Regions from separate parts of the Homo sapiens genome. Here region 1 is linked to region 2. Evidence: chromatin loops called from intact Hi-C (ENCODE). Cell type or tissue: MCF 10A. All regions are shown on one strand. Each heading gives the region's core, and the rest is flanking DNA. Links, peaks and the distances in the headings are about the cores only.

Region 1 (8,332 bases), core at 1,455-6,454, 62 kb before region 2:
TCATATCTTCAAAGTGTCTTCAGAATCAATGTTTTCATCGAAAATTACAGGTAAGGTCAGAGGTGATGATGATTTGAGCTGATATGTGCTATTAGGGGAAAAATAAAGAAGAAAAAATCTAAGGGAGATTACGAGCACAGAGTATTGTAATAAATAGGGACATAAAGCTAAGCCTTTTGCAGAGGTGAGATTTGAGCAAATGTTTGAAGGAGGAGAGGTGTTAGGTTATATCAGGGCAAAGAGTGTCTCAAAGAGGGAAAAGCGAGTGAAAAATTTCAATGCCTGATGTGATGTAAGACTGGCAAGGTGTCTAGTGCGGCTGTAGCAGAATTAGTGATGAGGAAAGAAGGTCAGAAAGAGAAGGTCATCTCAGATCATGTAGGACATATCCAACCACTGCTAAAATAAATTTTTACTGATTCTTGACATGCATGTGCATAATACATTTTCCACTGCATATTCCTAAGCCTGAAATGTGTGAGAGATTGTAAAATAGAATTCAGTGTGAGACACAGATGAAAGAACAAGAACAACTGCTTCACTGAAAATTGAGTAACATTAGCCTGATAGTTAACTTCTGACTTTTGCTCTCTGTGACACAACTCCACCATGGAGACTCAAAATAATGGACTTGATGGGTAATCATGGTTCCTAAGAAATTCCAAACTACACTGGAGTAGCACAGAGCTCCAAAACAAACCAATCCTGAAATGGCAAGGAAAGGATTTGTTTCAAGTAATCTATTACTTTTCCTTTTCCTCACTGTGGCTTTTTTTTTCCTTCTTTCACTGTGGCTTTTGCCATTTAAAGTTCTACTCTTAGCCTGTGCAACATAGTGAGTCGCTGTCTCTAAAAAAAGTTAAAATAAAAAAGTTTGACTTGCCTTTCATTAAGGAGATGGTCTTCCTTATATACACCACTATAAGAGTAAATCTTCAATGCATTGAACTGATTGTAAGTTATATTCACAGTTAATCTGAAGGTGCTGGCCCACAGAGACTAATTCCTCTGCATTGGAACAAATTTCCTCTGTCTTTCATGGTAGAAACACTGTTTAGTATAAGCAAAGCCATAGATGTTTATTTTTTTTTTTTTACATTTTATTTTAACCTAGTTGGAAAGACTTGTCTTCTACTAGGAGATGAAAATCACTGAAAAGATTAATTAAGATTAATTTTAACAGTAAAATGATTTTGTCTTTGGTTCAAAAATATTCTGACTGTTATGTAAAAATAGACATAACAAGGGCAAAGATAGACACAGCGAGACGCGTTAGGTTATAGAAGTAAACACAGTGCAGTGGATGCTGTTGGCAGTGCTGAGATTCTGCTCATTCACAGAGCTTATTGGCTGCTGATGACTCATCTGAATACCCTCTCCAGGAACTGACTTCAGCTGACAGCTACTGCTCAGTCCCAGATAATTTGCCTCTCTTAGGAGCAAGGCATTTCTACTGACTGATGGATGGTGCTGTGTGGGGAGGGGATCTCCGAAGAGCAATTCCAGCTCCAAAGTTCTGTGAAATTGGCTGACGCCAACATTGCAAATACATTCCAGTTCATCTCCTCCCTTGCCCAATTCTGCTTCCCAAGATTTCCCTCCATAAATATTGCTCCCAGAAACATTTCTCTCAAAATCTCCTGAAGATAATCGCGGTATCTGAATATGTTTCCTGTAGAATGCCACCTAAAAGGACTCGCAAATAGGGTGCAAAGTATAGAGAAAGACACGAGTCAAAAACTCAAGTTTCAGCCAAAAGAAAATTGAACTGAAGTCATCCCAAATAAGGTAAGTTGGAGGTAGAACAGGTTTGAGAAAAAGACCAGAGTTTAAATTTAGGACATAAAATATTTGAGATATCTATTAAACACTCAAGTGAGTATGCCAAGTAGGCAATGGGATATATAAATCTGGATGTTAAATAGAGTAGGATAGAGAAAGAAATGAGGCAACTGTCAGCATATTGATTATTTTAAATATGATTTTTGCATGGGAGAGAATATAGTCTGATTTTACATCATAGAAGGATACAGTCTCTATCAGCTTTTAGATTTTACTGACCATTTAAATCAAATATATGTGTGCATTTTGGGGTGTAGTTAAAAATTCTATTCTCTGTTAGATGTAGAGTTCTACACATAGAATGCAAATTTATTAATCATATCATTTATGAGGCATGTCTATATAAATACATGGATATTGATATAGTTTGGCCATGTCCCCACCCAAATCTAATCTTGAATTGAAGTTCCCATAATCCCCACGTGTTGTGGGAGGGACACAGTGGGAAGTAACTGAATAATGGGGGCAGTTACCCCCATGCTATTCTCATGACAGTGAGTGAATTCTCACGAGATGTGATGGTTTTATGAGGTGCTTTCCCCCTTTGCACAGCACTTCTTTCTCCTGACATCTTGTGAAGAAGGATGTGTTTGCTTCTCCGTAAGTTTCCTGAGGCCTTCCCAGCCATATGGAACTGTGAGCAAATAAACCTCTTTTCTTTATAAATCACCCAATCTTGGGTATTTCTTTACAGCAATGTGAGAATGGACTAATGCAGATACATGCATATGTTCATATATTGTGTATATATGCATGCATAATACAATTTTTATACACAGCATCTCTGTGCATTATCTTAATTAACATTATTTAATCATTAAGAATTTTGCTTATTTTTAAATCTTCATTTATTTTTGAGATAGATTTGTTAAATACCATTATTGCTTTCTCTGTTTCTCTCTACAGCTCTCTCAATTGTACTTATGTATATTTTGAAAATGAGTTGATAGAATACATTTTAAGATGAGTAAAAGAAAAATAAACATTTTACCAGCACAAAGTATTTTGTTTCTTACAATGTTTGCTTTAAATTTTATTTTGTCAAAAATAGAACACAACTGAGTTTTAATTGATATTTGCCTAATCTGTTTTTCCCCTTCTGTTTCAAAATTTCCATGCTTTTTGTTAAGTGTAGCTTCTGAAAATGATATTATAATTGAATCCTGTTTTTCTAAAACTTAATTTGAAAACCTTTGAATTTTGATACTGTAGTATAGGCAGTTTCCATTTGAGTATTGCTAAAATTTAGGACTGATTTCAGGTGTTTAAAAATATTTTCTCTTTATAGTATTTTTTCTTTTTTTCTGAATTTTAATATTAAGATTCTTTTCTATTTAAGGGTCATATATGTTATACAGTCCATTTTTATTCTTATATTTGTTCCCTGTTCATATTTCTTAATTAAAAAATAAGAGCTGCACCTTTCCCTAATAAAATTCATACATCATATCATGGATACATACTCCTTTGATTTCTCCCCTGCTTTGATCATTGGTCTATCATCATGATTATATGTCTAACATTTTAGTTCTGGGATGATTTTTTTCTTTCTCTTCTTCTGAGTCTTTCTTCACCTTATCCTCCTCCTTTATTTTCCTCACTATGAATATTTCACTAGACAACAATAAACTTTACCTTATGTATCTATTGCAATATATTCTTTGACTGATTTCTTTTCTTATTGAATATCTCTTCCTAAAAGTATTTAACTGGCCTGGTGTGGTGGCTCACACCTGGAATCCCAGCACTTTGGGAGGCCGAGGCAAGCGGATCAGTTGATGTCAGGAGATCCAGCCCATCCTAGCTAACATGGTGAAATCCCATCTCTACTAAAAATACAAAAAAAAAAAAAAATTAGCCGGGGGTGGTGGCACACGCCTATAATCCCAGCTACTCAGGAAGCTGAGGCAGGAGAATGGCGTGAACCTGGGAGGTGGAGCTTGCAGTGAGCCAAGATCATGCCACTGCACTCCAGCCTGGGCGACAGAAGGAGACTTGGTCTAAAAATAATAATAATAATAATAATACAAAAATTAGCTGGGTGTGGTGGTAGGCACCCGTAATCCCAGCTACTAGGGAGGCTGAGGCAGGAGAATAGCTTGAACCTGGGAGGCAGACGTTGTAGTGAGCCAAGATCGCGCCCTTGCACTCAAGCCTGGGCAACAGAGTGACACTCTGTCAAAAACAAAACAAAACAAAAAAAAAAGCATTTAACTGTGGATCTTCACCTGACAGATAAACCCTTTGGTATCATTGAGTCCTGGGAATATTTTTATTACATCCATACCTTTGAACAACAATTTGGTTGGAAATAAATCTAAGTACAAAGTTATTTTTCTTCGAAACTTATAACTATTATTCCCTTTCCAATATTGAAAATGAGAAGTCTGGTATTAATCTCCTTCTTAATTCTTTATAAATCATAGGCCTTTAAACTTTGCTTTCTGTGTGCTTTTAGCATTTTCTCTTAAGTTTTAATATTTTTGATTTCATTATTATATATTTAAATGTGGATTATTTCTATATTTAATATTTAAAATTTGTTTTTTATTTTGCATTAAAATTTATTTTACCTTATTATTAATTTATTTTATCTCATTATATACTATTTAAATGTCTGTATATAAAATCTTTGTCCATTTGTTCTAAGAATTCTGCTTCAGTTGGTGTAAGATGAATAGTTAACATTTCTTCAGAGTGTTTTCTATTTCTTAGATGGCTTTTTTTTTGGCATATGAGTACAAGGTTCCCTGACAGTAATTGCTACTCAATCTGGTAATCTTTTCTGGAAATGGGCAAAAGGCTAGCCCTGTAGCCAGAATCTCAGGGAAGGGAACCAAGAAATCACAGAAAGATAATGTATCATTCACATTTGTGGTTCCTTACCAGGCAATTACTTGCCACTTTTTCTCCCATTTAACTATTGGGAAAAATTAGCATTGCAAAAACCTGCTTCCTTAGCTTTGAATGGGAACTTTGAACGGTAGAAATTGAGGAACAAATGCTCAAGGGCAGATCAACTGGTTCACAACCACCATTTTTCATAGATTCCCTAACCCAATGGGCATTTATGCTGTATTGGGTTCATCCCTCCCCACTATTAGAACAAGAACTTTTGCAGAAAATTTCTATGTGAAACACTAAAGTGAAGGATAGGAATAAGGTGAAGTTAAATGATTCCTTTCAACCTATCATCTTACTGACATCTTCACCTTTATTCCCATCCTTGTCACCAGTTCAGGACAATACTGAGTCTACCCAAGAGCTTCACAAAGGTGTTTGTTTGTTTCTGGCTTATTCCTGAAAAATTTGTATCCCTTTTCTATATTTTCTCTTGGACTAGTTTTAGGGGAAGCTAGCATGATGCTAGTTTGCCATTAGTACAGGACAGATATTAGAAGCATTTTATTCTTTACTTGATTCATTAATGTCTACCCATCTTTTCTTTTGAAAATTTCATCTTCATTAGTACAATTCCAACTTTCTCTCATGAACTCATATATAACATTGCCTTTGCATTTACAATATTTTAAATATCTCGAACAATTTAAAAATAGAAATTAGAATTAGTCTGATAATAAAAATGTTATGATAATAAACATTCCTTTTATTCAGTAACCCAAATAATATTATTTTGTCCTATTATAATGCAATTAGCATTGCGAATAATTAACACAATTTGTAAAATAGAAACATGAGACACTCTTTGCCATTGAGAAATACATAATGTATATTATAGAACAAATGTAATATGTAAGAGAATTATAATACATGATTATATAATTAGTAATATCCCTCCTATCTTAGTTTGGACTGCTATAACACAAATATCATAGACTGGGTAATTTAAATAACTTTTGTTTCTCACAGTTCTGGAGTCTGGGAAGTCCAAGATCAAGGAACTGGCAGTGTCTGGTGAGGACGCTCTTCCTAGTTTGCAGAGGTGTCTTCTCCTTGTATCCTGACATTTTAGTCGGGGAGTAAGAGAGGGAAGCACTGTCCTATAGTGTTTCTTCTTATAAAGGCACACATCCCAACATGAAGGATCCATCTTCATGACCTAATCACCTCCCAAATGCCCCATCTTTAAATACCATCACATTTGCTATTAGCCTTTCAATATATGAATTTTGGGGAACACAAACATGCAGCCCATATCACTTCCTATAAATATTGCAATTCATCTATACACATGCTGATATGGTTTGGCCATTACCCCACCCAAATCTCATTTTGAACTGTAGCTCCCATAATTCCCAGATGTCTTGGGAAGGACCCAGTGGGAGGTTATTGAATCATGGGAGTGGGTCTTTCCCTTGTTGTTCTCATAATAGTGAATCAGTATCATGAGATCTTATGGTTTCATACATGGGAGTTCCTCTGCACGAGCTCTCTTGCCTGCCACCATGTATGTGTCCCCTTGCTTTTCCTATGTCTTCTGCCATAATTGTGAGGCCTCCCCAGCCATGTGGAACTGTGGGTCCATTAAACCTCTGTCCTTTATAAATTACCCAGTCTTGGGTATGTCTTTATTTGCAGTGTGAGAACAGACTAATACATGTGCCTACTATTTTCTGCCAGACTAGAGCAAGACAAGCACGTGCAAGTATTATATCTTAGTTTTTAAAATAAAAATTTCTTAAGTAAGAGTTGTTAAATAAGTATTCACTAAAGGAGTGAAATTTCAGGATTTTAATTAAAGAAAATATCAGCTTAGAATGCAGTAAAGAAGGAAGATCATGAAAATGTCAACTTGGGGTTGTTCTTGAAAAGTTTGAAGGTTTACTCAGGCAAAAAGGTTGACAAAGGTTAATTAATATATAATAATTAATATTTGACATAATGGATTCATGACAATTAATAGGAAAAGGACAGTGGCAAGAGTAAACCAGTGCAATTTTGAAGGAGTGATGGGAAATAAGCTTTAATTAAAAAGTTCATGTCATGCTTTAGGGACTTTAGAAGATATCTAATAATATGTGGCACCTATTTCTCAGACAATGTGCTAAGTGATGTTCTAAAATATTATTTGCAATTCAGTCTACCATTCATTAACTTCATGCTTCAAATGAAGAAACCGAGGCTCAGGAAAAAAGATAAAGGAAAGAATAAAAGAGATAAAATTAAAGTAAACCTGAACTTCATGTATCAGAGGAAGCAATTGTGAATGACAATCACGATCTTAAGATCACACAAGAACATTTTGTAGAATTGTAGGAGTGTTTTTGTTCCATGAATATCCTATTTCTCTGTTGGAAAGTAAGTTGGAGAACTTTGGACTAGATCTGATAAAAAATAATGATTCATGTTTTTTTGTTAATGGAAACAATGGAAGCATAATTATGATAGTGGCTGAAAAGCATTAACAAAATAATGACACTTAAGGTAATGAAAGTGCTTACTACCCTGCCGGGCCCTGAGCTAAGCATATTGTATGCACTGTCAAAAAGTACTTTGAGCAAGCCATTATTATACCAGTCTTACAGGTAAAGGCAAGTATTTATGGAGATTGTGTAAATTGTTGAAAGCTGCATATCTAGTAGGTAGTGAAAAATGCAGGCCTATCTTAAAGTGCATGCTTTGCCACCAAAAGTTTAAAAAATGTAATATATTAACACTATTTAATAAGATTGCTATGGAATGTGAGTTTCTCTGAAGAAATACTCTGAAGGACTTTGAGGCTTAATACTGGAGATTAATGAGACAGATGAGTCACTTGGAACTAAAATTATTCTGAACCTAATCTAGTCTTTTTTTGATGATTCAGAATGCATTTTGGGAGCTTCATTATCAACACAAATTATCATTATACTGGTGATTCAAAATGCTGGATGATAAGAATATTCAACAAGATCATGTAACATGGGAATGATTCATTTCATGAATAGCTAACTTTATTAGATTATATAGTTACATCCAATTCAAAATGTCCTTCATGGAGTAAGAAAGTAACAATTTTTACCCTACTTTAAAAGAAGAATAGAATAGATTAAAAATCTTGCCCAAAGTGGTGTTAAAAAGTTACAGAACCAAAGCTAAAATCAATAAAACTGATTTCAGTGTTATTCATTAATTACCAAAATATGTTCACCAGAATAATTGTCCTCCAGGGTGATGGTGATTATCCAGTTCAAACAGGTGGGAATTTGTTGCCCGGAGTGGTGGGGGAGGAGGGGATCTTTTATAAGTAAATTAGTTTCAATTTTGCATATGGAAAAGGTGTCCAAATCATAATTGAGTATAATATTCAGGTTTACATCCAAGGCAGAATTTCACTAAGACTTCTGATGGCCATTTAGTTTTGCAAAACTTCCCACATAATATGTACACACATAGATGCTCTGAATTTCCATAAATTTTGAAAAAACCATCTTGTAATCCGTGCATTATTTCTATTGTCCTGAAATTATTGCAATTATTCTATTTTCAATTGCTAAGATTATTGAAAATGACTGGCAATTTATCTCCATCATCATCTTCTCAATTTCTG
Region 2 (8,332 bases), core at 2,226-7,225:
TGTCTAACTTAAAGTAACTACCTGGATAAAACAAGTAATCAAAAGTAATCTTTCAAAGCAAATATCTGGTCATTCGAGGCTACTCTGTCATATGGTAAATGCCAATCTTTATGTGGGTGAGGTGACGCAGGAGAGAGATTTCAAAGGCTTTCTTGAATTTGTCAGCAGAATTTTACTTTAATTCTATTTGCATTTTAAGTTTCTGCAATACGTGTCCCTTCACTAACTGAAATGCTTTAGAAGCATTACCATTATCTTCCCTCCTTTAAGGCAGATCTGTGTGAGAAGTCAACTGCATGGTGAAAATGAAATAACAAAGGAATGAAAAATTGTTCATATATTAATGTATGAGCCCTTGGGATCAAATGGGTTTAATACACAGGCTTGTTCTTAAAAGTACTAACTAATGTGTCAGGATTTCACTCTTTGTGTTTACATTTTCTAAGCACCTACTTGCTACACCGTGAGACATTTTGTACAGTCTATTAAGTTTCTACTTTAATTACTGGCCCCTTCCAGTACTGCCTCCTGAGATGATAATATACTACTTTGATGGGGAATTTAGGAATCCCAAAACTTTTTAGTAATACATTTACAGACAATTTGAGTTACTCCCAACAGATGGCTAATTACATCTATTGTGGGGTGATTTAGCTCTTGGAGGCAATCTTATTACCCGGTTCTTGTTTGAAGACAGGACAGCTTACTGTTTGCCTGTTGTTACACTATATTTGGAAGAAGCATTAGGGGTCATCTCCAACTCCCTCATTATGAAGATGTAAGAACTTACTTTGATAGAGTAACTGGGTAAATCACTTACAAAAATAACAAACTCTAATTTGGGGACGAAGTAGGCAAAACAATGTGCTTTTTTGCATTCAAGGGGGTTGTTTTTTTTAGTTGCTTAGAATGAGGTTAAGAAACAACATACCCAATACTCTATTTGAAAAGGCAAAATGTGATACATATACTAATAGAAAAAGAGAAAGGGCAATGGGAAAATATGGTGTTGTTTGGTAAAGGCAGTGACATTTAATCCAAATCTTGAAGAGTAGGTAAGATTTTGATACAAAATGATTAGGAGGACGTGATAATTTTTTAGAAGGAAGGAGGAAATCACGTTAGCCAAGGCATACAGGGCTTTTAGGATGGAAGCAAAAAGCCTGTTGAGTTCAGTTTAGTGAGAGATCTGGTGCTAAAAGCAGCTTGAGCTATAGGAAAAGTTCCAGACAAAATAAATTGGATTTTATTTTATAAGGAATTGAAAGTCATTGAAAATATTATCAAAGTAAAGGAATAACATGTTGAGAGATTTTTTTAGAAAGATAACTCATCTGCAAAAATATTGCCATCACATACACACAAAATAGATGTGGATTGTATGGGTAAAGGTCTGAGGCTGCTTATGACAAAATGAGAGATACCTTTGAAAATTTATGTTTGCTATAAAATGTCTCCCAATATGTTGCAATATGTATCAAATATGCCTTTCATTTCTTAATATTTAATTTTCAAGTGCCTTATTTATTGCTCAATATCACCTTCTTTTCATATGTCAAGTAGAAGAACATATTTATCCTATGCCTTCATTTAAACTTTGACTAAAACCTTTCAGACTTCCTAGCTTAGTTTTAGAATAAGAAATTAAAGTCATATTAAAAATTCTATAAGGATATTAGTAGTAATAACAATTACACGCAGCAGAAATAGTTACCATTTTGTGTGCTTGTAAGTCAGCATAGATATATGCTTTATATGCAGCCTGTAAATTATACCCATATTGATTGTATTATGTAAGTATTACAGTTGTCTTCATTTTACCCGATGAGTACCCTAGGGCTTAGAGACTACTAAAATAGTCCAAGCTCAGAAGGACAGTAAGAATGTATCTGGTAATTTAAGATTAAATGCTTAAAATCTGATTTTAACCATTTAAACTGATTAAAATGGAAAAACCCATTTTAAGATTTCTCAAAATAAGGAAAAAAATACTGTAACATTCTATCAAAATTCCATTACTAGGAGATGATTATTTATATTTTGGGGGCAAATTTTATTTACACCCCCATTCACATGCATGAAGAGCTTTGAATTTGCATTCTATATACAAATGTATCTTCTCTATAATATAAAGTTTTCTTGGGTTTTCCTGAAACGAAGTTATAATTAAAGTTTCTATTGACTTTTTGAGGAAGAAACATGTGAAAAGTAACTTCATCTATGAAAAAAAGATGATTTTCTTTCCTCTAGACCCAGGAAAGTTCTTAAGAGCATAAGAGTCTTATGAGCAAGTTTTACATTTCAAGGCCACAAGTTCCAAAACATGATGATAGCCTATTAGGAAAGAGAAAAGTGATATGCAAAGTCACTTGACTCCTGAAAGAGTTATCTTTGAGGCATCTTCTAAAGAAAGAGCAAGCAATTTGGAGGGACATGCAGTACAAGCAACCTCCTTAATTGTGCCCAAACCATTGGTCCTTGTTTTATATACTCAATACGATGCTGCCCACGCAAAAGAAAAATCCTAGTTACACAGGAACAATAAGATCTGGTAGTTGACAGTATAACATTGTGTACATGAGAGCCAAAATGATATTTTTTGTAAGGCAAATATTATCATATAAATTATCTTATTAAAACTCTACCAGTGTTTTGTTTTGCTGTAATGCATAGCAATTATTTCTACCAACACTAGACTAATAGCAAGAGAAGGGGGAGAGATTTTTCACATAAAAGATTGCTGCTGCTCTTAGAATAAAAGAAATAGCTTGTAAACAGAATATTGAGCCTTATGTGGTCTGCCAGGTCTCTCTAGACTCAGGCTACCATGCTGTCCACACTGGCTAAATCCAGTCCTTCCCAACATTGACAGGAAGATCTATAGTTCAGGTTTGGATAACTGAATTTTATATATCTATTTGGCGTCCAAGTAAAGACACCAATAAAACCGGTTTGAATATGTAAGTCAGAGTTTCGAAAGAGAGGTCACTATATGGAGCTAGAATTTGGCAGTAATTGACAGAAAGATAATATTTAAAGCCATGAAACCAAATGAGACCACCAAGGCAGAGAATATAAAAAAAGAGAAGAGGTCCAAGGATCAAGCTCTGTGGTTTTATTATGAAGAGGAGTCGGCAAAGGAAACTGAAAGTGAGTCAGTAGTTGAACCAAGAGAGTGGTGCTCTGTGTATTGAGGGAACAAACTGTATCTAGGAGGAGAGACTCAGAGTGGTAGCTCAGTTCTGCTAAAAAGTCATAAGTAAAATGAGATCTAAGAACAGGTTACAGGATTTAACAATGGATGATGAGGATTCGTGAGTGGCATTGATAAAAAGTGGGATGCTGGAGCAAAAACTGGACCGAAATGTTTTTAAGAAATAATATATTTAAGAAACAATGAGATGGTGAATAGAAACCCATAATTTAAACATTAAACTATCATCAAAAATTAGATTTTGTTGCAATTTATTACTAAGAGCAATAAACAGATAAAACAAAGGGCAATAAATGGATTTGTTTATGTAATTGTCTGATTATTTTCTGAAAATGATAATTTCCAGTGGTGAAATTACTGGGTGAAAAAGTCAAAATATTATTTAAAAAATGATTCTTCTTGCACATTCTTATGGTGCTGAAAAAAAATTGTTGCCTCGCCTTTTTGACTGTTAGATTATTCCTGTTTTCTGTATTATTTGGACAGAACTTACACAATATTCTATTAATAATAGTAAAAAAAGTCATATTTTATACATAAAAAAGTGTCTTCTGTTTTACTATTAGATGTGAAACTAGCTACTAGATTGACCATATTTTTTATTATGAAATCAATAACATGTTCATCATAAACAATGTGACAATTGTAAAAAAAATGGCAAAAAATAAAAGCCCCCATTTACTGAGATGCTTTTATATATCTTGATAAATTGTTGCAGTTTTCATCATAACAATTGTAGATTCCACATAGTTCTTTTGAAGAATATGTTCTCTAAATGTGTGGTGTTTTGTTGTGTAGTGTTTTGTTCATACCTATTTTGTCCTTGGCCTATCTAGTGAGACAGTCATTATTTGATTTTCATTTTATAACTGGCACTTTTCCATATGCTGCCTCACAAAAATCTGTGGGTCAGACACAGGACAAGATTTCAAACAGTTCTTCACACATATCTATTGAAAACTAACTAAATCAGAAGGAAATACCTCCCTCTGTCTTTTGTCATTTGTCAGGATTTCTTCCACCTAATTTTATCAGTAAGTCTTTCTTATTGTTCTATAGAGCATAATAACTTTCTGAGTTTTTTTAAAGAATAGTTTTAATTATCCCTATATTTATTATGAAGTCCTATTATCCAGAGCAAGAATTGGCAAATCATGCATGGCCTGTTCGTCAATTCTGCAGTCCCTTGTTTACAAAAAGTTTGCAGAAAGGGTTTTATTGGAATTCAGCCATGCTTATGCAATTACATATTGTCTGTGGCTGCTTTTGCACAGCAGTAGAACTGCAAAGTTGCAACAGTTTTTATGGTCTGAGAAGCCTAAAATATGTACTATCTGCCACTTTACAGGAAAATAAAATAGTTACAATCCCATCTAGAGCAGTAGTTCTCAAAAATTTTCCCTTTGCTGTCTTAAAAATAATTGAAGATGCCAAAGATCTTTTTTATGAGTTATGCCTACCTATATGTGCTGTATTAGAAATTAAATTTGAGAAATTTAAAAAACAATTATTAATTTATTTAAAATAACACGTTTACCCATGACATGTTAACATAAATTACACTTTCTGAGAATAATAATTATATCTTCCAAAATGAATTGGTGTAGTGATATGAGTGTTTTACATTCTTTGCAAATCTCCTTAATGACTGGCATAATAAAATACAATATTCTCATATCTGCTTCTGTATTTAATTTGTTGTTATTTGATGTTTTGTTTGAAGTAGATAAAGAGAATACAGCCTCACATGGATATGTATTTGGAAAATGAGGAGTATCATAATGGCTTTTCAGCTAACTGGGAATACTAAACAAGTTGTAGTTTCATAAACGTTAGTTGCACTGAAGGCTCTGAGACACTATCAATCAACTTTTCTCAAACTCTGTTATATTCTACTTGCACTTTGAATAGATACTCTACTTATGCACGATTTTGTAATATCTTTACAGCATTTAATTCCAAAAATACACAGTTTTTAAAACCCCCAATCTCATCAGAAAGACTTTATGCATTGAAACACTAGTTAACTCAAAAGAGAGAATATAAGATTTCCATTATTCTAATACTTAAAAGCTCACATTGCGTTATTGCCAGAAATGTGAGGTTTTTTGTTGTTGTTGCTGGGTTTTTGTTTGTTTGTTTTTTGCAACAACTGACTTCACTGATTTTGGGGAAAAAAATGTCTACTTATTACCCAAGTCACAATAAGCATGGTTTAGCTATCAATTATGCTTTCAAGTAAAAATGTTTCTCCACTTATAAATGCAGTTAGTTCAGCCAACAACAGAAACAATTACACAACTGTTTTTTCCTAGAGTCAACCATGTACTTTCATATGCAAGAGAAGTCCTTGCACTTTGTTACACAGGACATTAAAAAGACTCTCAGGAGTTTGTGAACCACCCTATGCGAATTAATAATCTAGTTTCTTATTTATTTTGTTCCTTGTCACTTTCACCATTTACCAGTCCTAAGGATGACTTTGGTATCTTCTAAATTCAGGTAGAAAAAACTCACCATGTATGCTAGATATCACAGACAAATTTCTCGCATTCTTTGTGCACAGGTACCTTGTCTGTCTTGGCCCTACAAGTTCTGACTCCCAGCAATCTGGAAACCTCGTTATAAAATCTATATTTCTTCCAGATATTTTGGTAGATTTCCCTGGCCAATCGTTTGGAAGTAAGAAGAACGGTTAGCTAGTACATAACATTGGAGCAACCCAGACAAACTGCTTGAAGCTTCATTGTCTCCTCAGTAAACTGGAGGTATGATTGTGTTGTGCTTGTCTCACAGAATACTGAGATAACAGTTTAGATTATCTATCTCCACCTCCCCAGTTTTATTTATGCTTAATTGACAAATAAACTATTTATTATTGTTGATCATTTTTGTAGAGACAGGGTCTTTCTATGTTGCCTCAGCCTCCCAAAGTGCTAGGATTACAAGCGTGAGCCACCCCACTCAGCCAATACTGTATTTTTGATCCATGGTTTGTTGAAGCCACAGATATGGAACCTGAGGATATGAAGGGCCAACTGTACTGACTGATCTCACATATAAGTTCCTGATGTCAGTGGGAAAACTTCGCTTTTCTCATCATTAAGTGTGATGTTTGTCGTGGGTTTTGGTAAATACCATTAATCACATTGTGGACCCTCTCTTCCTAGGTAACTGAGAGTTTTTATACTGAATGGATCTTAGATGTTGTCAAATGCTTTTTCTACATTTAATAATACAATCATATGACTATTTTTCTCTAGCTTATTGATATAACTTAATTAGTTAATATTTATTTATATTATTTTAATTGACAAATCATAATTGTATAAATTGATGGGGGACAGTGTTTTTTTGTTTTTTTACAATTTGGCTTTTCATTATTAGAAATAAACATCACCCATTTTAATATATATATATGTGTGTGTATATATATATATATCCTTACAGTCTTCTTGATAAGCTGACAGCAGAGTCAAATGAGGCACAAATGTATATTAATTTCAGAGAAATCCTTACAAACCATAGCCTAAAACTTTTTGTCTTGTCTCATTATTTTATATTTAAATATAAAATTTATTGCAGGTTGATTATTTTTGTCCAAAATGCATGATACTCAAACGTTAGTTAATACAAATAACTTTTATCTATTTTGATATCATGACTTATTAATTGTAGCTTGCAACTTCTATAAGTTGTCTCCAAACCAAGTCTATACCAATTTGCTATTTCGCAAATTTGTTCACAAGCCATACATTTCATTACATAATAAATTTAAAGTAAATTAAACAGCACATTATTAATTAAACAGGAAAAGAAGTCAGAATTATTCAAGTTTGTATTTAAATGAAATCAATAATTGTTCATAATGATTTACCTAAAATAAAGTAATTTAACTTTTCATTTCTTATATACTATAACATTTTTAAATAACTAAAATATCTCCCATGATGGTTTGCAGAAATTTTTCTATGCAAGTCAAAACAAGTGAAACCTTTAAAGAAGCCAGGAAAAAAAATGTGTCAATAATTATTTGTATCCATTTTAAAGGGAATGTTGCCATTCTTGAATGGATGACTGGTAACTGGATAATATGAGGCCTCATCAGTTGCAGAAGGGAGAGTAAAGGCCAATGGGATAGTCCTTTGATTAGAATAAAATGTTATGAAACCATTCTTGCCGTGCCTTTCCCTGTCTACATCGTAAAAGCATCTTTTATAATTTCCTGTTCTAGCTCTCAGTGAAAATCAGTGATCTCTTCAAATAAATGCTAACCTTAAATATGTTACACAAATCCCTATATTACTTATGTTCTCTTTGCTCTTTGAAGATATATATAGATATTTATATTATTTTGAAATGCTAATCATAAATCAGCAGCAGTTACCCATTAATATATGGGCATTATTTGAATCATCTTATTTGGTGTGTTTATTCATGTTCAAGTTCTGACTTTATTATTAATTTATTTTGATTAGAGTAAATACATTTTACATCTACTATTACATCCAAATGCAGCTAACAAAATTCAAAATGATTCAGATCAGCATCATTATTTTCCAAGAATATCGATGTTGCTTGACTATTCCAGCTGTTAATTACTTGATTAATTTAATTATTATTGTAGATTTAGGGAATATATCATGTTTGTTACACAGATACTTAGGGTAATGAAGTTTGGGCTTCTAGTGTACCCATCACCCAAATAGTGAGCATTGTACCCAGTAGATAATTTATAGATATCTATTAATAGATAATAGATAATTTTTCAACCCTCACCCCCTTTCCCAAGGTCTCCTCTTTTGTAGTCCTCAGTATCTATTATTTCCATCTTTCTGTCATGATGTCCATATGTACCCATTGTTTAGCTCCCAACTCTAAGTGAGAACATGTAGTGTTTTATTTTTGGTTTCTGAGTTATTTCACGTAGGATAATAGCCTCTATCTCCATCCATGTTACTGCAAAGGACAGGATTTCATTATTTTTATGGCTGCATTACATTCTATAGTGTACATATATCACAGTTTCTTTATCCAGTCAACCACTGATGGATGGTTAGGTTGATTCCATGATTTTGCTATTGTGAATAGTGCTGTGATAAACACTGCAATGGACGT

What was found. Hi-C counts contacts between places; a loop is a spot of excess contacts. Peaks named below come from ENCODE experiments on the same cell type or tissue, not always from the same donor. Only the 100,000 strongest peaks of a DNase experiment are listed, where the experiment ranks them.
Region 1: a loop joins it to region 2, with 12 times the contacts of the local background. A loop is called at or near these places in 1 of 110 quality-filtered maps.

The regions. Positions count from the first base shown.
Region 1 is chr13:87,878,138-87,886,469 of GRCh38, reverse strand. No RefSeq gene overlaps it. Among named protein-coding and RNA genes, the nearest start is that of LINC00397, 72 kb to the right of the region's middle. In MCF 10A, for the core only: no CTCF peak of the experiment used is centred there; no DNase peak of the experiment used is centred there.
Region 2 is chr13:87,816,544-87,824,875 of GRCh38, reverse strand. No RefSeq gene overlaps it. Among named protein-coding and RNA genes, the nearest start is that of LINC00397, 10 kb to the right of the region's middle. In MCF 10A, for the core only: no CTCF peak of the experiment used is centred there; a DNase peak (open chromatin) is centred at 4,445.